Linked DNA regions of Homo sapiens: all the other regions are linked to region 3. A link is a loop called in an ENCODE intact Hi-C map of the cell type or tissue named here. Cell type or tissue: mammary epithelial cell. All regions are shown on one strand. Region 1 has its middle 50 kb from the start of MTNR1B. Region 2 has its middle 86 kb from the start of MTNR1B. Region 3 has its middle 27 kb from the start of LINC02746.

What was found. Peaks named below come from ENCODE experiments on the same cell type or tissue, not always from the same donor. Only the 100,000 strongest peaks of a DNase experiment are listed, where the experiment ranks them.
Region 1: a loop joins it to region 3, with 6 times the contacts of the local background. A loop is called at or near these places in 2 of 110 quality-filtered maps.
Region 2: a loop joins it to region 3, with 6 times the contacts of the local background. A loop is called at or near these places in 15 of 110 quality-filtered maps.

Annotation. Positions count from the first base shown.
Region 1 is chr11:93,015,548-93,023,547 of GRCh38, forward strand. No RefSeq gene overlaps it. Among named protein-coding and RNA genes, the nearest start is that of MTNR1B, 50 kb to the left of the region's middle. RefSeq lists an enhancer at 4,696-4,990. In mammary epithelial cell, a CTCF peak has its summit at 2,915; DNase peaks (open chromatin) are centred at 4,874 and 5,304; H3K27ac peaks cover 2,500 bases.
Region 2 is chr11:93,052,036-93,060,035 of GRCh38, forward strand. It overlaps the pseudogene RPL26P31. Among named protein-coding and RNA genes, the nearest start is that of MTNR1B, 86 kb to the left of the region's middle. RefSeq lists an enhancer at 2,312-3,511. In mammary epithelial cell, a CTCF peak has its summit at 3,112; DNase peaks (open chromatin) are centred at 2,426 and 3,046; H3K27ac peaks cover 924 bases.
Region 3 is chr11:92,938,464-92,946,463 of GRCh38, forward strand. No RefSeq gene overlaps it. Among named protein-coding and RNA genes, the nearest start is that of LINC02746, 27 kb to the left of the region's middle. In mammary epithelial cell, CTCF peaks have their summits at 3,707 and 4,300; no DNase peak of the experiment used is centred here.

The DNA of each region.
Region 1 (8,000 bases), 77 kb after region 3:
AGGCAGATTACTTGAAGCCAGAAGTTTGAGAGCAGCCTGGCTGACATGGTGAAACCCTGTCACTACTAAAAATACAACAATTATCCAGGTGTGGCTGCACACAGCTTTAATCCCAGCTATTCAGGAGGCTGAGGCAGAAGAATCGCTTGTGCCCAGTAGGCAGAGGTTGCAGTGAGCCAAGATCGTGCCACTGAACTCCAGCCTGGGCAACAGAAGAAGACTCTCTCTCAAAAAAAAATTAAAAAAAAAAATAACTCAGAGACAATATCCTTATCATAGGTTCTTCATCTTTTCCTTGAGATCATGTACCATTGCCCATCATCAAAGGGGAGGACAATTGTTCCCCAGATGCAGTAGCAACTCTCCTTTGCTCTGCCAAAATCTCCATTTCTTCTCTTTTGCCTTCTGGAATTCCCAGATTGGAAGTAGTCCACTGTGACCCTCTAACTGTGAGGTCATATGTTAACCTCTCCAGAGATTGTTCTAGGAGTCACTTTCCCAATCTTGTCTCTTTCTTGGAGGTGGGAGAAGAGTTTTTCTGGTTCTCAAAGCAGTGTTCACTCCAAAATTCTTCCTCACCAAATTCTCTTCACTCCTTCCTCTAGACCCTTTGTATCCTTCTTGTAGTTAAGAGGTCTTCAAGGTCATGCTACAGATTTTCAAATTATTTCTTGTGAAAATATGCATCTTGATAGTCTACTGAAAGTTTATAATGTATTTGATAAACATTTGTTGTGGCACCTCAATCAAAATTTCCAAATTAGTATATTGTTGCAGAGGAAATTCTACATTGAGAGATAACTTGTACTTTCGAATATCCTCAGAAAGGGAATCCATTAAGTCCAGGAAGAGGAAAGAAAAGGAGAAAAAAACCTGAAGATTCATTACCATCCACTGCGTCCTGGGCACTGTGCTCGGTGTTCTAAGCATGCAGTGGGAATCATGCCTGCATGGAGCTCAGGTTTGGGTATGCTGCTGAGGGAAAACAGGTGACAGATACTCTACTACACAGGGGCTCTATTTGTAATTAAAGCATAGGCATGGTCTTAGTCTGTTTTTGGTTGCTATACCAAAATACCTGAGGCTGAGTCATTTATAAAGAAAAGAGGTTTTTACATAAGCATAAAATGCAAAAGAGAAAAGTAAAAAAGAAAAAAAAGAGGTTTATTTGGCTCATGATTCTAGAGGCTGGGCAGTCCGAGAAGCATGGCACCAGCATCTGCTCTGCTTCTGGTGAGGGCCTCCTGCTGCTTCACAATGTGGCAGAAAAGCAGAAGGGGAAGTGGGTATGTGAGAAAAAGGGATGAAACACAAGGAGCAGCCTCACTTTATACCAACTCACTCTCACAGTAATTAATCCAATACTGCAAGAGTGAGAACTTTATTAATCCATTTACAACAGCAGAGCCTCCATGACCCAAACACTTCTTAGAGGCTCCACCACCCATCAATACCATTCTTTTAAAAAACTTTTTTTTGAGACAGGGTCTCACTCTGTCACCTGAGCTGGAGTACAGTGGCATAATTATGGTTCACTGAAGCTTTGACCTCCTGGACTCAAGTGATCCTCCCACCTCAGCCTCTTGAGAAGCTAGGAACACAGGCATATGCTACCACACCCAGGCTTTTTGTTTTGTGGAGATGGGGTCTCACTATGTTGCCCAGGCTGGTCTCAAACTCCTAGGCTCAAGTGATCCTCCTGCATCTGCCTCCCAAAGTGTTGGGATTATAGGTGTGAGCCACCATGCCCAGTCTGTGTTATTTTTCTATATTTTTTAGAGATAGGGTCTTGCTCTGTTGCCTGGCTGGAGTGCAATGGCACAATCATAGCTCACTGTCCTTCCAACTCCTGGCCTCAAGCAATTCTCCCACCTTGGCCTCACAAAATGCTGAGATTACAGGTACAAGCCAGTGAGCCTGGCCTGTCAGTATTATTACATTGGCAATTAAATTTCAACATGAGTTTTAGCAGAGCCAAATTGAGCCATGGTATTGCCCCTGACCCTCCAAACCTCATGTTCTCCCAATGCAAAATACATTCATCTCATCCCAATAGTCTCAAAGTCTTAACTTGTTTCAGAACCAACTCAAAAGTCCAAAGTTCATAGTCTCATTTGTGACTCAAGGTAAACTCCTTCTAGCTGTGAGCCTGTAAATTTTAAAAAGTTATCTACTTCCAAGATACAAACAATGGTGGGACAGACATAGGGTACACATTTTCATTCCAAAAGGGAGAGATACGAAAAAATAAAAATAAAAAGTTGTAATCTGCCCAAAGTCTAAAACCCAGCAAGGCAGATAATAAATCTTAAAGCTCCAGGATAATCTACTTCATGAGCCATCTCGTGGATAAACTGGGGCAGGGACTGGGCTCTCAAGGCTTCAGGCAGCACTGCCCCCATGGTTTTGCTGGGTGCAGCTCACTTGGCTGTTCTCCCAGTTGGGAGTCCAGTGCCTGTAGCTCTCTCAGATGAGTGTTTCATGCTTCCGGTGGCTCTGTCCTTCTGGAGTTCTGGCAGTAGCCCCACTCTTTTGGCTCCATTAGGCATTGCTCTGGTAGGGACTGTCTGTGGCGGCTTCACCCCTGTGGCAGGTTTTTCCACGGGCCTGCAAGCTGTTTGATACATCTTTTGAAATCTAAATGAAAGTTGCCATGACCCCAAAGCCCACGCACTCTCTATACCTTCAGAGTCAGCACCACGTGGACCACTGCCAAGGCATATGTCTGGTGCCTTCTGGAGCAGTGTCATGAGCAACCTCTGGACCTGCTTGAGCCATGGTTTGTCGCTGCCAAGGTTTACAGTTTATACCTTTTTGATGAACAGGCTGAGTTGCACCTGGGGCCATTTGAGCAACAGATGAGGTGACTGAGTGCTGTACTGGAATTTGGGGAGCAGACATACAAGGAGCAGACACTTGAGGCAGTATAGGACAGCAAGCAGGGAGCTCTTTCTGCCCTCCAGGCCCTCACATTCTCAGCCTATGATGAGAGGGCCAACCTCAAAGATCTGAAATGCCTTTGGGGCCATTCCGTCATTGTCCTAGGATTAGCACCTGGCTTCCTTTTAGCCATGCTAGTTTCTTAACAAATTGTCTGTGGGTTATACCTTCTCCAGAAAACGCTCTTACATTCTCCACCACATGGCCAGGAAATTTTCTAAATCTTTTTGCTCTGTTTCCCTTTTCTCTAGCAGCTCACTGTAAGCAGTTAAAAGTAAGCATGCAGAAGCCTGAGTGCTTTGCTGCTTAGAAATTTCTTCCACAAGATATGTTATTCTGTCACTCATAAGTTTAGCCTTTCACAAAGTCCTAGGATATGAACATGATGCAGCCATGTTCTTTGCTACTGTGTAACAAAGATGAATTTACTCCAGTTCCCAGTAAGATAGCCTTCATTTCTGAGACATCATCAAAGTGGTCTTTACTGTCTGCATTTTTATCAGCATCCTGGTTATGACCACTTAACCAACATTTAAGAAGTTCCAGACTTTGTCAGTCTTCTCATCTTCTGAGCTCTCACTAGAAGTGCCCTTAATGACCTGTTTATGGCAATATAGGCTTTTTCCTTTTTTTTTTTTTTTGAGACGGAGTCTCCCTCTGTCACCCAGCCTGGAGTGCAATGGTGCAATCTCGGCTCACTACAACCTCCGCCACCCCTGGGCTCAAGCGATTCTCCAGCCTCAGCCTCCTGAGTAGCTGGGATTACAGGCATGCGCCACCATACCCAGCTAATTTTTGTATTTTTAGTAGAGACAGGGATTTACCATGTTGGCCAGGCTGGTCTTGAACTCCTGACCTCAAGTGTCAGGAGTTCAGCCTGCCTCAGCCTCCCAAAGTGTTGGGATTACAGGCGTGAGCCACCATGCCTGGCCAATATAGGCTTTTTCTAGCCTGCCTTTCCAAATTATTCCAGCCTCTACCTATCACCTCCGAAACTGCTTATACATTTTCACATTTTCAGGTATCTTTATAGCAATGTCATAGCAATGATCTCATTTCTTGGTACCAATTTTCTTAGTCCGTTTTGCATTGCTATAACACAATACCACAAACTGGGTAATTCATAAAGAAGTTAAATTTATTTCCTACAGTTCTGAAGGCTAGAGAGTCCATGGTCAAAGGACTGCATCTGATGAGGGCCTTATTGCTGCATCAAAACGTGGCAGAAGGCATCACATGGTGAAAGGGTAACAGCATGCCAGCTCAGGTCTCTCTTCCTCTTATAAAGACAACAGTCCCATCATGGAGGGGGGCATCCTAATAACTTTAATTCTAATTACCTCCCAAAGGCCCCACCTCCTATCAACATATCAATTTGGGGGTTAAATTGCCAGCACATGAAATTCAGGGGACACATTCAAACCACAGCAGACATAAATAGACAAAGATTGATGGATTACCAGAGTGGTATGAGAGAAGCAAAATTGCATCAGAGGATAACAGAAATTTTGAGAGAAAAATTATTAAACACGAACAAAATTGGTCAGACACAATGAGATGGACTTAGCAACAATGCCTGAGGACACTGGAGGGATACTGAGGCACAGGAGGACAGGAAACAATCCTAGATCTTCTTGGCCTCATTACGGCAGCAGGCTATGGATGCCTTAAGACTGAAGCAGAGCTAAATAAGTACAAACAAACATACCCAAAACTCTTTTACCTTGCTGCATTTCACTCTTTCATCATAGTTCACCCTCTCTACTCCCTGCTCTTCCTCTCCCTGTCACCATAACAACCACGTCCTGTAACAAGTGGCAGAGCCATTATCAGGAAAAATAGAAAAAGCAAGCCTGCCCAATGACTTGCCCATTCAATTTAGCCTCAGATTTCTTGTTCTCATTCTCCCCATGAGCTTTCAGTATCTTGAGATGGATGACACCTGCCTATGAATCACTGGAAGGTTTCCAGCTGGATTTGGGTTTTGTTCTACATGTTAGGACAAGATCAGGAGTGTTTCTTGGACTCCTTTCAAGTATAAACTTGGCTAAAAATGGTGAAAATTTTTAAGACAAAAGGAAAGGCACATGTTCTTTTTTAGTCCATAAGGAAATGCAGAAGGGCAGTGGGTTGTATCCTGGGAGGCACAGTGAGAAGAAAATAGTTTTCTAAGTGCATTGGCCTCCAGACCCTTGCTGCTTAGGTGGGGACCCTCTCCCCACTCTCCTTCTGACTGGAGACACTTTTCAAGAGTACTGCCATCTCTAGAAGGATCACGAACCCTGGAGTTCAAGAACAGCCTGGGCAACATAATGAAACCCTGTCTGTTCCACAAAAAAGAAAAAGAAAGAAAAAAAGGAAACAGTACTGCCGCCCCTGGTCTGCTTCGCATGCCAATTATCCCCATACCAAGTGTGAGTCATTGTGAACTGGCTGGACCTAAAGCCTTTTTTTAGACCCTGAAAAGGCAAGATTTAGAGATGCCCCCGCTCTAAATTTCAGTCAGGGAAAAGATTAAGTTGGAAGGAATTTAAAATGTAGCCTGAAATTAAGTCTCTTTTATTTTAATAACTTAGAAAATCTTTCTAGGGGTTTTATTTGTAAGCAAATTTTATTACCCAATGTTCTGTTCATACTTACTCTGTTACCTGGTTTCCCTATTGCCAGTAAAAATCTGGTAATAGGCTATCAGTGTATGTGTGAATCAATTATCTTGCTCATTAAATGATAAATCATTAATGCAGCTTGAAGGGAAAACGATACAGCTATTTAATCTATTAAATGTAAAAATGGTAATTTCACCCTCCTGTGAAAATCATTCTGTTGTCTCTTCACATTTATGAAGTTCAAAAGCCCTTCATAATTTCATCTTTGCTTGTCTCTCCACCTGCATCATCAGCCACTACCCCTGCTGCCTGGAGCCTCTGAGCTTCAGGCTGACTCCCAGCCTGTGCCTCTGTCAGCATTGGCTCTGCTGGATCCCCTAGCCTGCCTTCCTTCATGGGGTGAGCCCAGTATTTGTCCTTTAGGACCCTGCTATGTATCTGCTCTCTTTCCCTGACTATCTATCCCCACTTTGGGTCACCACTCTGTCTTGTTCTTACTTTCACCATACCTTTTTAAACTGATGCTTGTTTATATTTCTGTGTCCCATAATGAGGATACAAGTTGTCTGGGGCAACATCTGAGTCTTAATTATTTTTTTCTTTCCCGTGCTTAATACAGTACAGTTGACTCTTGAACAACACAGGTTTGAACTGCATGGGTCCACTTATACATACATTTTTTTCAACTAAATGTGGATCAAAAATACAGCATTCTTGGGATGCGAAACTCAAGCATACAAAGGGCCCACTTTTCCTATACTCGGTTCTGCAGGGCCGACTGCAGGACTTGAGTATGCATGGATTTTGATATACACAGGGTCCTGATACCGGTCGTCTCTGTATATTGAGGGACAACTGTCTATACAACAGATAGTAAGGAAGTATGAAATAAATGTAAACTGAAGGAATGATGAACAGACAACCCTTGTGGGTCGTTTGATGGGCTGTAGAGAATGGAATCAGGAGAATGGATCTCTTAAATTGTTCTCAATTTTCAGATTCACATAATCTCTTTTCCTTATGCTTCTACTAAAGCTAGTGTATATCCAAATGGACTAATGTCCAAAATTCTCTTTTAAAAATGTTCACAGAGTACTAAACTTGTATTCATCAGTATGATACTGTTAAAAAACAAGGTTACAACACATTTAGCTTAAAGATCTTAATTAGCTTTTATTTGCAATTCTAGAATCAGGCAACATCTCGTTCCATAAAATAGAATGGGTCTTCTGATGAACTGAGCAGAGGAGCTTGGCTTTATAGACAGAAGAAGGCTCAGGAAAGCAGAAACAGAGAACAAAACGCGGATTGATCATTTCAAAGTTGTTTTCCTTGTAAAGGTTAAAGCAGAAGGGACTTCCTTATCATGCCAGCTAAATCTGGCTTGTTTGGGGATTTGGGTATTATCGTGCACTATCTCATTTTCTCAGAAGTTCAGATAAACCAGCTGAGTGTTGGTGGCATGGAACTTCAGCATATGTGACTCCATTTTGGTTTGGTCTGTTGGACCTAGTGCAGGAATTCGGTCCAAATCGACAGCCTTTAAATTTTATTTTACAATACAAATAAAAATAAAGGTTAACCATGCTTTCTTAACATAGAATGAGCTATTTAATCCCAGGCTCACATAAAGCACACTGCAGTAATACACAAGCAGATCAGTGGAACAGAAACAAGCCCAAAGACAGTATATTCCATACATATTGGGACAATTCCATATACAATGGAAATTTAGTATTTAAAAACTGTTATTACAAATCAGTGAGGAAAGAAAAGAGTGTTCAATAAATAATCCTTGGATATCTGTCTCTCTATTTTGGAAAAAGTGAAAGATAATTTACTAATAACATACATAAATATGAATTACAGAACTAAACATATAAAATGAAACTATGAGAGTATTAGAAAAAAATACAGAACATTTGTGTACTCCTAGGGTGGGGAAGGCCTTTCTAAGTGGGGCATGACATCGAGAGGCCTTAAAGGAAAAAATTGACAGATTTGACTATGTAAAAATTTAAAACCATTACGTAGCAAAATGTGTTATGAATAAATTTTTAAAAAATGAATAACAGATTAGGAGAAAATGTTTGCAACACATATAACAAAAAAGTAATAATATCTAAATTACAGTTTATGAAAAGTTTTTATAATATAAAAACATTTTAAAAAGTTAAACAGAAAATGTACAGAGAAAAAAATAAGTGACTATTAAACATTGAAAAGCTACTCAACTAAAAATCAAAGAAATGCTACTTAATGTGATATTATTTTTCATTCACCAGAATTGGCAAGCTAATACAAGATTAATCACATTCAATGTTGGCAAGGATATGAGCATTGTCATTTGCTATTGTAGAAATGCAAATTTCATAAAGTGTTTGGACAATAATTTGCTTAGCATTTATCAAAATTTTAAATGTATATACCTAGAAATTTAACTTGTGGAAATAT
Region 2 (8,000 bases), 110 kb after region 3:
AGGTTATAGTGAGGACTATGATGGCACCACTGCACTCCAGCCAGGGTGACAGAGAAAGACCTTGCCTCAAAAGAAAAAAAAAAAAAGAGGAAAGATTGAAAGGAAAAACCTTTTCGGGTTTTGGGGTGGGATGTCTCTGGACCTGCAGTACAACTGAAATAGGATTCAAGGCTCCAGAAAGAAAACAGACCCCTGAGGGAAGGGGGTGATGATCTTCTTTTGAGATATTAGAATGAGGTGGGTTTTGATGGCTTGAAGGGCACAGATACTTCCTTATTCCTCAGGCCATGGTTGAGGAGCCTTTTCCTAATAATCTAGAACAGACTCGGAGATATAGACTATTTGTAAATAAGATTACTTTATTCCTGCATCTTGATTGTTTCTTCCTTATATTTTCCCTTTCCCTTTCCCACTTGGCAAGAATTGGCTTTCTGTTCAAGGATCTTTTTGCATCTTTGTCCAGCTTTAGCCTGGTGATAACTGCCCTGCTGCGGTGAATGCCCACATGGGTGGTTTTGCAATTAGCTTTTTTTCCACCGCACCTGTTCAATGTAGATGACATATTTCATCCTGTAAACCTGGATTACTTTGCCAATTTGCTGACCTTTATAGTGTCCTCACACAACTGAACTTCATCATCCTTTCAGATGGGCATGGATTGAACATCGTACTCTGTCTTAGCTCTTTGGAAAGAAGGGAAAATGTAATCCTCCTGAGAATGTGGGAAGGCTTATTGAAATGTCCTTTATGGTTCTTGATTCAGTCTATAGTGATAAATGGATTGAATTTCATTTTGGTCACTGCCACTTCGGCGATGGCCACAAAAAAAGAGATGACTATTTTTATAGTAATTAGTCTGGTTATCCGAAGGTGAGAGATGCCTCTCAATTCATGTTTCATTTTTTGCCTATGGATGTGGGGCGGTAACTTTAGCCCATTCCTTTCTTCTCCACATTAGGGGCTGAATGGATGGCCCACCCAATAACCCCATCAGTTCACCCAGATAGGTCCCTGAGCCTCACTTTTGCAAACCTCAGATTTGCTTACAGCAATCTGAAGCAAATAGTTTGGGGGCGACTATGAGGCAGTTCTTACATGTTTCAATAATGCTTGGTGGAATTTTGTTGTACCCCTTCCACCCATGTGTCCAATTATACCATACAGGACAAGGTGAATGAAGATGTTTTATTTTCAAGGTTCAGTAGGGAAGTATGTTTGAAATTGGTTGAGGACTCTAAGCTCTTTCCCCCCGCCAACAAAAAAAAATATTTCTGGGAAATATATTTCTGTCTTCTATATAATGATCATGGCTGTTTGTTGTATGAATGTGACAGAAGCTGCAAGAAAAATGAGTAATCAGATGCCAATACCACCTCTGACACCCCTAGATCAGCAAAAAAGTGCAAGTGGTTTGTCTGCTAATAGCTGGAAATTGTGCTACAAGTATGTGTTGTCGGAAACTTTAAAATCACAAATATGTATGTTTAAATATTAGTATGTAGATAGATGATAATACTGCTGTAGTTGGCTGAAAGGGAAAGAAAAGTCACCATGATGTTAACACAGCAAAGCTATCATCCATCATGAAGGAAATGCTTAGATGCTCACAATAAAAGAATTGAAGTTAGAAACACGGATTATTATGAATACAGCAGATGATGTTAAGGTACAGTGTTTAGGGAGAATGTATCCGACAGCCCCAAGGATTTGGTTGAGACAGAGCTGCTGGCTATTTCTTTATATTTTTTGTTGTTGTTTTGCTGCCATAGAAGCCTCAGTCCCTAGGATAGAGAGGGCATCTCTGTTGTCAGCCTGTGATACAAGCTTTAGCAGCACCAAACTGCCACGGGGCTGCCCCCAGCTTTCCTGAGATACAGTGGGGAGATGCTTTGTGCAGTTCCCCCACACAATGCATCAGAAACATGGGCTCTGGGGCTCTGGGGACCACACAGGAGCTATGGGGAAGGAGGCTGAAGTAGCCAAGAGTAATGATGGGGAGGTTTTATTTATTTATTTATTTATTTATTTATTTATTTATTTATTTATTTTCAGAAACCGAGAATTCCTATGTGAAATTGTTATTGTGCTGAATATGACCCCACATTTTCTTTTGGAAATCCAAACCAGACACTATCTTATACAGACCCCTGACATGTGAGGTGATCATCAGGAGTTTGCAGAGACTTATGGTCAGTGCAAGACCCAGAGGTTTTCATTCCAGCTCCCATTATCAAGAGAAGGTGTAAATAGCCCATCGTCCTCACCCATTTCTGTGCTGTGGAATCCCTGGTTGCAGAGTATTTCAAAGTATACTGATCATAGGTTGATAGCGGTAAAGGATAAAATTGGGAGTGTACATGAAAAGGTAAAATCTGTTCTTCCTACTCAGATGATTCATTGTAGTAATCAGCATCGGGTGGATTCTCATCACTTGGAGACTCACTCATGTCTTGCCGGAGCTCTTACAAAGTGTTGCTAAGGTAGGACACTGCTGGTGCAGGTGGGGATAGTTCACAAGGCTCAGGGTCTTTCTTTCAGAAAAAAAGATACAGAGGAGAGATGTTTCTTTTTTCTTTTTTTTTCCAGCACATGGTTGTTACCCAAAGTTATTTTACTGAATTAGTTTAATTTTTTTTTTTGATGGAAACTAATGAGGTGGTGGCATTCATATAAGAAATTCACTTTTTTGAGTATACTTATGACTGTATATGTACTTCCATCTCTTTGTTACCAGAGAAAATATAAAAACGCAAATACATGACAATGCTATAAATACTGTAATAACCTGGAATCACATCTAATCTACAAAATAATTTTTAATTAAAAAGTAAATCATCTGAAAATAAAGAGATGTTTCTATTAATGTGGCCATGGTGGATGGGAAAGCTCTGTTTCTGAGAGGTCATCAACGCCCCCAAATGGTTTTTGTACTTTCATACTCTGATTATTATTACAAGATGACAAATATGAGGATGCTCCTGGGTTGACTCATATCTGTGGCAAACACCATGTAACTTGTAGTAATAAACACCCATGCAATTGCACACATTCAGGATGATTCAGCTGTCTGTCATCACAGCATGAAAAGTGGCCTACACTGTTTCTCCCTCCTCTGGGCCTCTTCAGATTGGCACAGTGGAAAAACACCACCACAGAGATTAGCTTTCAAGAGAGACACGGAGTGGTGAGTGCTTTTGGTGCACTTCCTCAAAGACACAGGAATGAAAGTTTTGTCAAAAAAATCAGATCAGATTTAAAAATTGTAAGAGTTTATTGTGCACTCAAAAGAATAGCTGGGGAACTGGGAGGCTTCAAACCAGAAGAGGTAAGAAGCTCTGCTTATGGCCAGGCGTGGTGGCTCACGCCTGTAATCCCAGCACTTTGGGAGGCCAAGGCAGGTGGATCATGAGGTCAGGAGATCAAGACCATCCTGGCTAACATGGTGAAACCCTGTCTCTACTAAAAATACAAAACATTAGCCGGGCATGGTAGCGGGCGCCTGTAGTCCCAGCTACTCGGGAGGCTGAGGCAGGAGAATGGGGTGAACCTGGGAGGCGGAGTTTGCAGTGAGCCGAGATGGCGCCACTGCACTCCAGCATGGGCGACAGAGTGAGACTCTGTCTCAAAAAAAAAAAAAAAAAAAAAGAAGCTCTGCTTACAACAGTTACTGTGCAGTTTATAAAGCATTAAGGAGGAAGTATTGTGACCTTTTTTGTAATTGGTTGTTACACATTAACATTCTTTTAGGGCAAGTAGAGCTGTTTAAGCTGATCTGACTTTTGCTGATTAGTTTACTTTTACCGAATCCTGCTGGCAAAAACGTAAAGCTTTTATTTTGTGTTTCATTTATGATTAGGGCTACCATTTCTGAAAAATTAGGATGACTTCAGCTTTGGCTACCTGGCTATGGGCAATTGGCCTTGGATTATATCTAAACTATGACCTCCATTTTTTTTTTTAACCATTGCTTTCTTCCAGTGATTCTCTCAGCTGAACTCAGAGTGTGACCAACTACCTATCATTACTCTTGGTCATCACATTTTCTTTTCTGTAGACCTTTGTAGGAGCAAACTAGAATCTCATTAGATTCTGTGATTCTTGTCCAGGTAGTTTCTGTTGTTTAATCCTCATGGAGATAATCTGAAGAGTTCATGGCTGCTGAGAAGCATTTAAGACTAGAAAGATTATAATACACAAGGGATATTATCAATATGACTAACGGGGAGCTAATACCAAGAATTTGAAAAAGACCCTGAGTATTAATTGGAATATGTGGAGGGCTTTTTTGAAGGATAAGTATCTTTGGTTTTGGACCCCCAAAATACTCTGAACGTGTACAAGAAACAAGGCTACACACCTCATATTAAATTATGCAGCACTCATGTTCAAGTGAAGTTAGAGGGAGAGCTTGGGGACCAATTTTAATAATATTTAAATGCATTTATTGCTACTGATTTTCAAGACTGTTTACAACCACAATTCAAAGTCTTAGGATGAGTACATTACAGTAGACAGTTACTTAGTGAGAGATTGCTCTGAACCTGATGCCTCGGGAAGGATGTCAATATCCACAGAGCCCCACTCTCCTGACTGCATTTTTTTTACTTTTATTTTAGGTTCAAGGGTACATGTGCAAGATGTGAACGTTTGTTACATAGATAAACATGTATCTTTGGGGGTGTGTTATTCAGATTATTTCCTCACCCTGGTATTAAGCCTAATATCCATTGGTTATTTTTCCTGATCCTCTCCCTCCTCCCACCCTTCACTCTCCGATAGGCTCCAGTGTGTGTCATTCCCCTCTAGGCTTCCATGTATTCTCATCATTTAGCTCCCACTTATAACTGAGAATATGTAGTATTTGGTTTTCTGTTTCTGTTTCTGCATTAGTTTGCGGAAGATAATGGCCTCCAGCTCCATCCATGTCCCTGCAAAGGATATGATCTTGTTTGTTTGTTTTTGGTTTTTTTTTTTTTTTTTTTTTTTGAGACAGAGTTTCACTCTTCTTGCCCAGGCTGGAGTGCAATGGTGCAATCTTGGCTCACTGCAACCTCCGCCTCCCGGGTACAAGTGATTCTCCTGCTTCAGCCACCTGAGTAGCTGGGATTACAGATGCCTGCCACCAGGCCCGGCTAATTTTTTTGTATTTTTAGCAGAGACGAGTTTCACCACATTGGCCAGGCTGGTCTCGAACTCCTGATCTCAGGTGATCCACCCACCTCACCTCCCAAAGTGCTGGGATTACAGGCATAAGCCACCATGCCCGGCTGATATTCTTTTTTATGGCTGCATAGTATTCCATGGTGTATACGTACCACATTTTCTTTGTCCTTTCTATCACTGATTGACATTCAGGTTGATTCCATGTCTTTGCTATTGTGAATAGCAATATAATGAACATATGCATGCATGTGTCTTTAGAATAGAATGATTTATATGGGGGGGGGGTATATATAATCCCAGTAATGGGATTGCTGGGTCGAATGGTATTTCTATATTTGGGTCTTTGAGAAATCTTCACAAAGTTTTCACAATGTTTGTACTAATTTATGCTCCTGCCAACAGTGTATAAGTGTTCCTTTTTCTCCACAACTTTGCCAGCATCTGTAGCCCTGACTGCATTTTTATTCCCTGAAGCTAAACACATTTCCACAGGCCTTGAGTTTTCTGGGGAATATGGGACACGTTCCCCACTTAAAAAAAAAAAGTTTCAAAATCAGAAATATGTAGGTATCATGACAGTTCTGAAATATTATAGCTGTCAGATGATACTAGCTGACAGAGGAAAGATTTCCCAGTGATATGAAAAGAATAAGTTGTTTCATCAGTAGACAAAGTTATGGCATTACAATAAGAATATATAGATTCTGAATACAGCTGGTATTCTATAATGTAAAGTCATTACTTAGACGACTTGTAATGAAAGATACAAAATATATCTTTCAAATATATGTGCAGTGAGGGTGAGTCTCTAGTGAAGCATGCTGTCCTCTCTCTCTCTATTCTACCTGGCTTCTATGTTTGTGTGTGTGAGTCTATCCTCTTACTCCATGCATGCTGGCTTTTTTACTCCCACATGGCCTCCTCTGCTTGGAAGGATCATTTCATCCTAGTTTTCCAAGGACTGAGGTTTCTAGCAAGAAATGCCACGATGACATTTCCATATGACATGCCTACATGATCAATGGAGTGTCAACCTAAGTAACAAACAGAGAGAGGCTCTCTAAAAGAAAAATGATATTTATTCAAGAATAGGGCATTGCAATGGGAATATCTGTGACATGGTAAACTATGTGCATATTCAAGGAGGTAAAGGCAGATGAAGGGTTTTAAAGAAAAAGTTGGGGGGAATTACATAATTGTTTTGAGATAATTATTCTTGGCTACAAGGATCAATAACAAAAGTGGCACCAGATCAGGCTGGCTGGCAGTTTCTAGGGAGATGTCCTTGCAGGAGTATTTTTTGTGTGTGAGGTTGCAATGGCCTTTGTGCAAGGTTGTGGTTTTTTGTTATCAGCCATTTGTGCATGAGAGCTCTCTCTTCATGGCCTTCCCTGGTTCTGTTTGTCAGGGTTCTTAACACAAGTGACCCTGTTTTGATTCTGACAACTTTCACAAGAGGCACAATGGCCTGGGAATGTAATGGTTATTATCTTCTAGGGCTTCTATTATCTTCACCTGTTTCAAAGAGGGGAGCCAGAGTGCTGGGATTGGATTTAAACAACCTGGGAGGTGATTTATACCAGGACTATGGTCAATTCCATTCTCTTCGGGATTGGTTTTCTAAGTCGGCATGAATTAGTCTTGCCTCTGGAACCCAAGGATTCCTGTTTGTGGGGGCATTGAATAAATGCTATCTGCTTACACTAATGGTTCAAAGACTGGAGAGATGATGCCTGATGTTCACAGCACAAGTTTCTATTACTTTCAGGAAAAAGAGGAAGAACACTCACATATTAATAATGGTAATTCTGCAGACACTGAAAAACATCATTTTGATCTTGGAAAGGCCAAATTGTATTCACTCTAATGGACAGGTTTGTCTGCCCTGCTCTCAAGTGTTGGTGGAAAGCTAATATTTATGCTCTACTGCACACAGGCAAAGATCTGTCAGCAGACTCCTCTATGTTTATAAAGCCATAGTGGGGACTTGCTGTGCTTTAAGAGTAAATGTAGTCTGCAAGTGGCTGATAACATTCCTGAGATTTGTGAAGTTTGGCGTTTTAAAGACATTCCCACAGAGCTTTTGGTGATTATGTTCACCAACTCAACTGTAAGCAGGAAGCTTTTTTCCTAGCTGCACTGAGATTATCAGACTGTAAACAGAATATTTTGAGGGTTATTGCTTTAAAGAGTGGTTGCTTTGAACCCGCGAAGTATTAGTAAAATTGCTGCTGGAGGGGGAAGGTTGAGCTATGGTCAGATCTTTCCGATATGACTTTAGTGAGAAGTCTGGAAGTTTGCAACTATCAGTTTTCACCTTCTTAGCGTATGTCCTCTTGAAAAATTCAATTCAGAGATGATGATGTGGCTTTAGTTTGTGGAAGGATGCCAAAAACTCCACATGAACTCTAGCAAGTATCTTCAGAGCCTGCTTAACTGCAGCATACATTACAGAACAGGAGTCTTTAGCATGCCTGGCCCCGAGACTGTCAGCATCACAGAGGAGGATTGGCACCCATCTCTAGGTAATTACCCAGGTGAACACTCTAGTGAATTGTCACCTAGGCATCACACTGAGAGTTATTTCTGCACACCCCAAGTATTATAGCTCTATGACATAATGGTTCTCAAGATAATGGTGTCACACTGAACACTGGGAAAGGGCAGCAAAGCCAGTTTTGACAAGTTAAAGACCCCTGGGTCTGATTATTTCAAAAAGAGGGAGAATGAAGCCTCCAGCTTTGTTGTGCAGCAGCAGGCCATGGTTTGTGATAAAGACAGCAAGGGATGAAGAAAAAGGTGAAAAAGAAACTCTGCAAGGTGGCCCTATCTGTGTG
Region 3 (8,000 bases):
TCTCCTGCCTCAGCCCCCGGAGTAGCTGGACTACAGGTGCCCGCCACCACGCCCGGCTAATTTTTTTGTATTTTTAGTAGAGACGGGGTTTCGCCGTATTAGCCAGGATGGTCTCCATCTCCTGACCTCGTGATCCACCTGCCTCGGCCTCCCAAAGTGCTGGGATTACAGGCGTGAGCCACCATGTCTTGCCCATGCTCCATAACTTTGTAACAAACTGGTAAACATAAGTATTTCTCTGAGTTCTGTGAGCTATTCTAGCAAATGGTTAAACCCAAGGAGGAGGTCATGGGAACCGTTGATTTATGGCTAGTTGCTCAGAAGTACAGGTAACAACCTTGTGCTTGCAATTGGTATCTGAAGTTGGGGGCCATCTCGTGGGGCTGAGCCCGTTAGTGGTGGGGTCTGTGCTAACTCTCAGAATTAAATTGTAAGACACCCAGTTAATGCCTACAGAGGATTGGAGAATTGTTGATGTGAAAAACCCACACATCTGGTGTCAAAAGTGAAGTAACTGAGTAAAGAAAAACAGTTTGTTTTTCCCTTTTGAGTGGGGGAGGATGCATGGTGGGGCCCAAATGAGGAAGCCTCTGGTTATTAAATAGAATAGATCAAACAAATATAGCTTGTAGGTCAAGGGGTCTAAGAGCCATAGACCTCAATTTCCTTATTATTTGGAGAAAATAATTATGAGACGAAGTAGCAAACATCTGCCTCTGGCCAGTCTCACAGCCAGCCCTTGCAGTGAAGAAGCCATGCCTCAGGTTTTCATGTCTCTTACCTGAATCACTGTGTTTTTTAGAAAAGATAAGCTCAATGATCTCAGCCCTTGCCTTTTCTTGTACGTAACGTCTGACAGTATTAATGATTTTCCCTCTGCAATCTATAATCAGATGTGCTCTCACACCCAGGCTTTGATGAGATTTTGCTTTAATGTAACTTCTGAGCACATGTAGAACCTCCACCATCTAATACGTAAGTTATGGGTTCATACACTGCTTTGGAGCAGTCTAACCAAAACTGAAAGATTCACCTGGATTGCCATCTGAGGGAAGACTCAGTGAAACTAACTTTAATTCTGTAAAAGCCTAGGTTTCTCTTTCATTGACACAATCTGTGATCTCTCACAGTTTTTACATTTTACAACTCTGCTGGGCCCATATAGTATCAGGATAATGTTGGCTTCTTCTAACATCTTAAGGTAACTGAGAAGGTTGCTTCATCTCCGACAGAAATTCCATTAGAGTCACGGGGCACAGAGGTTTTTTTCTATTCTCCGACCTCTCCAGGAAGCAATAATGCATTATTTCATGAACTAGAAGTAAGTAACCTGAGAATCTCTGCTATTCATATTTGGCATCACTGTGTGGGCATTGACCTCTATGTGTGTGCCCGAGTGATTCAAGGCTTGCAGTGGAAGATAAACTACTATAGGACGTGCAACCCCCACTCCTGTGTGGGGCATGGTGAAAAAGACCACTGGTTCTGGAATCAGGGAATCTGGGTTCAAATACTAGATCTTCCACTTGGGGAAGAGAAGTCATGTTGATGGAGGAGAACCTCTCTAAGCCTCTGGTTTCCTAACCAAAGAGGCCAATGATAAGGCCAGCCAACTGTGCACAGGTACTTACTGGAATACTCAACATTCTGAGCCAGCAGCTATTGTGAGTGTGTCTTATAGTAACTCATTTTATCTTCGCAACTTTCTAAGAAGGTACTATTTTCATCCTTATTTAACAGGTAAAAGAAACTGAGACACAAAGATGTTAAGTGATTTGCCCAAGGACACCCAGTTAGTGAGAGTCAAGCCTGTCTGACTTGGGTTGGTGTTCTCACCCACTCACAGCAGCTGCTCCAGGCACTAGTGAGATGTGCCACTTACTGAAGCCTGCACACCTTATGTGTGTTTAGTTATCACAATAACCCACAGCGTCATTATGACACCTCTTTCATGAATAAGGCTGTGGAAGCTCACAAAAGTTACTCCATTTGCCCAAGACCAACAGAGCCACTCTGGCAAAGCCAAGATTAACTGGCTTCCAGATCTGCTCTCTTCCTATGAAAATAAGGTAACACATGGAAAATGCTTGGTAACTTGTAAAACTCTGTATTGACAATGGTATTACCATTCTCAGTGGTCCTTACTCTCTCTAGAGCTCACAACTTTGTGTTGCTTTTACAGATAAGAAAATTGAGTTCCAGGGCAGTAAGTTAATTTGCTAGCATTCCACAGACAGAGTTGGGTTTGGAACCAGGTCTGTGCTTCTCAAAATGGAGGCTCTTAGGCCCAGGGGTAATGGATAAGGTGTTCTGCATAAAGGTGGTGTATCCTTCTACAGAATTTATTTTATTCAGATATTTGGGTAAAAATATCATTTTTATGTTAAGCATAGTGATATATTAGTGCCTCAGAATGCAACACTCATATTGGTTTTTATAGTAAAATATGAGACTTCAATTCTGCTTTTCCTCCTGCAGCATAGGACTATCTCCTCAGGTCCCTGAGATATGGATTAGCCCCTTTGGTCAGGAGGGGTACTTGGGCGGATGTTGGAGAAGCTTCTGCTACACTGGGCAGCCTCTCGCTGTGCCATGTGCCTCTGCTCCCCTCACCCACAGAGGATGCTTCTAGATGAATCCTGCCTGAACTCAGGGAGGCAGAAAAGACAGTCTCATAAGAAGTCTGTGAGTCCCTGAGAGTACTTTGCTTTTTAACCAAAAGATATAATTACTTCTCTTTACCTGATTCATTCGCCAGTTGATGAAATTGATGTATTAAAATATGTTCGCTCACTAGGTTTCTAACTTTCCCAAAATGCTTCCAGACAGACAGCTTTGTGCCCACAGCTGTGAGTGTCTTGACATTTATCTCTAGCTGGGACGCTGGGATCTAGTCTAGAGTCTGTTGTGTCTTCTTCTGTGACCTCAGGCCGGGCACATTACCTCAGTGGGCTTCAGTAACCTCACTTACAGGGGACAGGAGTTGGAGAATCACTAAGATTTCTTTCCATTTGGGCAGGTTTTGGGACCCAGGGGTTAAGTAAAGACAAGAACATGAGGTTCAGTAGCTGGGAATGTAAGTTCCCTGAGAGCAAGGCCTTTTTTGTTCATTGCCTGAAACAATGCAGGACATACAGTAGACAGTGAGTTACTATTTGTTAAATGAAATGAATAAATCTCCTCAACTTCTTGCCTGGCAGAATCAGTAAATACAAAGGAGGGGACATCCAGACAGATGACCTGAACAGAGTGGGCAGCTGGCTCACCTTTGCTCCACTCCACTCAATGCTAGCCCAGAGCCTGGCATAGGTGGCTGCTCATGGATTGAGCTTTTAAACAGCACTGAGGGTGTTCGGCAGGCAGGAGTAGGGGTGGTCTCAGTGGATTGTGGTCATTAACAGTCCTTAAGCTCCAAGAGGCCAAGGGCAAGATGAGGGAACAACATGACACTTATAGCTTCTGGCTGTGTTTGTACTGGTGGAGGTGACTATTGCTACCTGACTTAGATGTGAATAAAACTGCGGAGGATAAGGGATGAGAGGTGGAAGTGTTTTCTTATTTGTGTGTGTTGTTTTAGCCCCCTAGAGACATTGTTTTGCATTTGTAGTGTAAGCAAAGGCTCCGGAGAGCTGGTGAAAGATGCTTCCTTCCCTTCTCTCCTACCCCGACATCACTGAATGTATTTTCCCTTCTCTACCACTGGGAGTCGCAAGTGCCCACAATAATGCTCCGTTTCTTTTTAATAAAACAAACGGGAAGTATCTTTTTTGTGAAGATTTGTCCTTCACTGATGCACTGCCCTTTGGTTGATGAATATTCAGAAAAGGGGTAAGGGCAGGGGATATTGTGAAGGGTAGAACAGAGGAATAATACGGGGCAAAGCTTGGAGTCTGTTTCCAAAGAGCAAAAGAACGGATCTCCTCCCCAGGTAAGCTGTCACCTCCCAACTGTGGTGGGCATAAGTACATGGTAAAGCAAGTGTGGGGTGGGAGAACGGGATGCCCGGTGTCAACCACATCCCCTACATCTCCAGGTTAAATAGTCTCCCAAGGTGACGCCATCAGGCAGTCAAAGTCAAAAACCATGAGTTTAGGATGAGGCCATATTTTAAAGGTCCATCACTTTAAAGAAAAACATTGAGTTAGAAAAGATTTAAGAAGCCCATGTACATGGCCAAAACAGCGAGTGGCTGAAGCTTGGAAAACGTTATTTTACTGGACCTTTCTTCTCCACTGGGCTGCAAACCTCAGTGTTCATAAGCTTTGCATTCCCAATGCCTGGTGTAGCTCCCGGGCCACTGTAGACTTACAGTAAGCCCTGGAAGGAAGAAGAGAGAATGAGGAAGGAAGGGAAGAGGTAAGGAAGGAAAGAATGGAAGGTGTGCGTAGTAAGAAGGTAAATGTGGCAGATGGCCCCAATGACTCCTGCCCTCTGGTGTTCATGCCTTTGCGTGATCCCTCCGCCGGGAGGTATGGGCTGGACCTAGTGACTGCCGCCCAATAGAGACTACTTCAATAGTGATGGTATCTTACTTACCAGCTTGCAAAAAGGCTGTCACTTCTGTCTTCAGCACCTTTCTCACTCTCTTACTCTTTTGTTTTGAAGAAAGCCAGCTGTCAAGTTGTGAGCTGCCAACAACCAGGTGAGTGAGCTTGGAAGCTTGGAAGAGGGTTTTCCCCCATGTGTCTTGGGATGGCCGCAGCCCCATCCAACATCTTGATTACAGCCTTGTGAGAAACCCTGAGCCAGAGACATCAGCTAACCACACTCAGATTCTGGCCCCACAGAAACTGTGAGATAGTAAGTGTTTCTTCTTTTCAGATGCTAATTTTATGATGACAGTCTTAGGCAGCAATAGGTACCTAATACAGATTTTGGTACCTAGAAGTGATATCTAGAAATGTAGGAGTGTAGGCAGTGGATGGAACCTGGAAGGGTTTTGAAGAGAGGGTTAGAGAAAGCCTAAATTGCCACAGACTTTTTATAGAAATCTGGGTTTTGAAATCACTGCTCTTAATTATTATAACTTCCATGCATCTCAAAAAATGCAGATACTCTGCACATAGAGAAAAAACTTTAGGCAAATACTTGTGTTCCTCTTTAGCTATTGCGGGATCTGGCCAGCAGCCCGCAATGCAATGGGGCTCTCTCTTTGTTCCCAGGCAGATCAGCAGGTTGAGAAATAATAGACACACACAAGATAGTGAAAGCTGGGTCCAGGGGGGGTCACTGCCTTCTGGTCCCACGGTGCCAACGATGCACTGGATATGCCAGCATTTATTATTAAGTTTAGTGAGGAGGGGGTAGGTTAGTGAGGGATTTAGGGTCATTTGATTATGAGGTGAGATGGTCACATGGGGATGAAGTAATTCTTTAACATAACATTTGTATGTAGAAGTACAGTACATTTGTATGTAGAAGTACAGTATACAGAGATAAGAATTTACAATATAGTGTGTGCATCAGTAATTTCTAACAGAGGCTTAAAACAGAAACACAATCTTTCCATAACCTATGATTAGCAAGATATTAATCAGCAGTAACAGTTGCAACAAAAGCTGGTTACAAACAATCCATAGAAACAGGACATGAAGCTAGACAACCGGTTAGACCAGAAATTCTCAGAAGGGAGTATGCCTTAACCCTCAAGAGGCCTAGAAGAGCCGTGGCAAGATGAGGGCATTTATAGCCCTATCTTATCCATATGGACAGGCACCCCCCATGCATCCGTTTATAGGCTCTCCACAAAGGTCGCATTCCATTCCTAGAGCTATGAACATCTGCTTTTCTGGGATAGGAATCTTGATGATGTGAAACCTCCCTGACTGCACGTCCATTCATAGGCTCTCTGCAGGGGGAAGCACATCACATGCTGTTGGCTCATTCTGGCAGTCCAACCTGGCATTGTCTTTACACAATCCTGCATGCAATTTTTTATTTACAATAATCAGGAGCATTTCATCTTTTATTCCATAGCAATAGTTTCAGGGGGTCTCCCTACATCTCCCCCTTTTCTCTGATTTAAATGAACCATAGCAATCATAGCTTGGTGCTGATCACAATTGGATTGAAGAATATTTTTTCCAATTTTACACATGAACAATAAACCAATAGCACAAATTATATACAAAACAAAATTAACGATAGTGGATCCTCCCAAAGATTTTACCTATTGAATGGGGTTGAGATTAGATAATCCCTCAGAGATACCACCTAAAACTTCAGCACCAGGTAAAGCAGTTAAGTGTGCTTGTGAGGCCTCAAAAATCTGTTCTTTTAGCTTGCTTATGTCTAAACTTAAATTATCTTCACTTCCTTGTAAATGACAGTTTACTGATTCCCTATTGTAAACAGACTCATTTTATTGAAACGGAGTTGTACAAAAATTAGAAGTATTCCAATCACATTGCATTTGTAATCTATGTTCTAAACTCATAATTTTATCTCCCATCCATGTAACAGTTTGTCTTAGGTCATTAATTTGGTTAGCCAATTTTTTATCAATACCTGACTGAGAATTCCATATCTGAGTAGAATTTTTTTGCCATTTATCCACAAAATGAACAGTTTGAATAGATTGATGTAATGCAACTCCAGCAGTAGCAGCAGTCGCAGTTACAGCAATCAAGCCCATTATTATTGCAATTAATGTAAAAATAAATCATTTACTCCTTTTAAGAATTTTCTGTAGAATATTGTTAATAACATGGATAGAGGGGGAAGATTCCCAAGGCCCATGTAAGGCTACAGGGAGCCAAATACCTTCTCTGGCTCTGACTATTAAAATACTATGATATTGATTAAAGGATGAGTCAATACAAATACACAAGTAACAATTAACACAGGTAATTATGTTGGTTTCTGAACTATCATGCATCTTTCCTACTAATAACGTATATGGTAGTTTAACACAACTTTTAAGTGATATAGTTTTGTTGGACTCCATATAGATAGTATATATATTTTGAGGTGACAAGGTGGATTTACTTATAACACTTTCTCCAGCCCAAACTCTCATACCAGTCATAGCTATTGTTAATCTCCATAATTCTGAATGTTCAGGTTCTAAGTGCAGAACAATGAGCCTTGGCTTTGGAGGGGCAACCCCTGCCCCTTTCCACTTAAGAGGAAAAAAGGAGTTAAATCTACGATATAACAGGGGAGGGTTGTCACTACTTTTTTGATAAGTAATATCATAGAGAAAATGTTGACAATCTTTGTGACCTTGAGAGCAATCATTAGTAATATGACCTTTGGGAGCCCAGTCAACAATGGTGTACTGAGAAGAATTAAATAACACAGTTCCTTCTGAGCTAACACAATCTTTCCATATTAATTTGTCAGCATTTGAAGACAAGTTGAGAGATCATGCAGGTCCTAAAGGCTTATATTGGGTTGTGTGAATATATTCAGTGATTTCTGTTTTGATCTGCCTTAGAGGTTTTAATGAGAGCCCTGATACCAAGTGTCCCAAAGGAGGGACAGAGTGACCAGATGGTAGTGTGACCGCCCAAGTTTGAATATCTAATGAGAGACATCCATTAGTGGGTCCCAGGCACAAAGGTGGACACCTAAAACCTAAAGTGATATTGAAAGGGATTCCTTCTTCTGAAGGTTGGGCAGGACAACGATCATCTACAGAACCAGGCATCCAAATACTATCATTAACATAGACCTCGATAGGAGCGTCCATCTATGTCATGGCTCGAATAAGAGGAGGAAAAGGAATATAGGCCCAATGTGTATAGTTTTTAACAGTCTGTGGGGCAACAGAGGGTAGAAGGATCAGTGTCATCAGGAGGAGGCAGAGGTTGAGCCAGACCTGGATCTCTGGAGACAAGTTGTTCAGGAAGGCTGACTGGATTGTCTGTTGTAAAGGAGTTAGCGTGGTCATTTTCTTCTTTTTGACGATTGGATGTGTTAGTTGTTTCTTGCTGTGGTGCTTTTTCAGCAAATTTCTCTGTCTCGTTGTTGTATGCATTTTCAGGACACAATTTCAT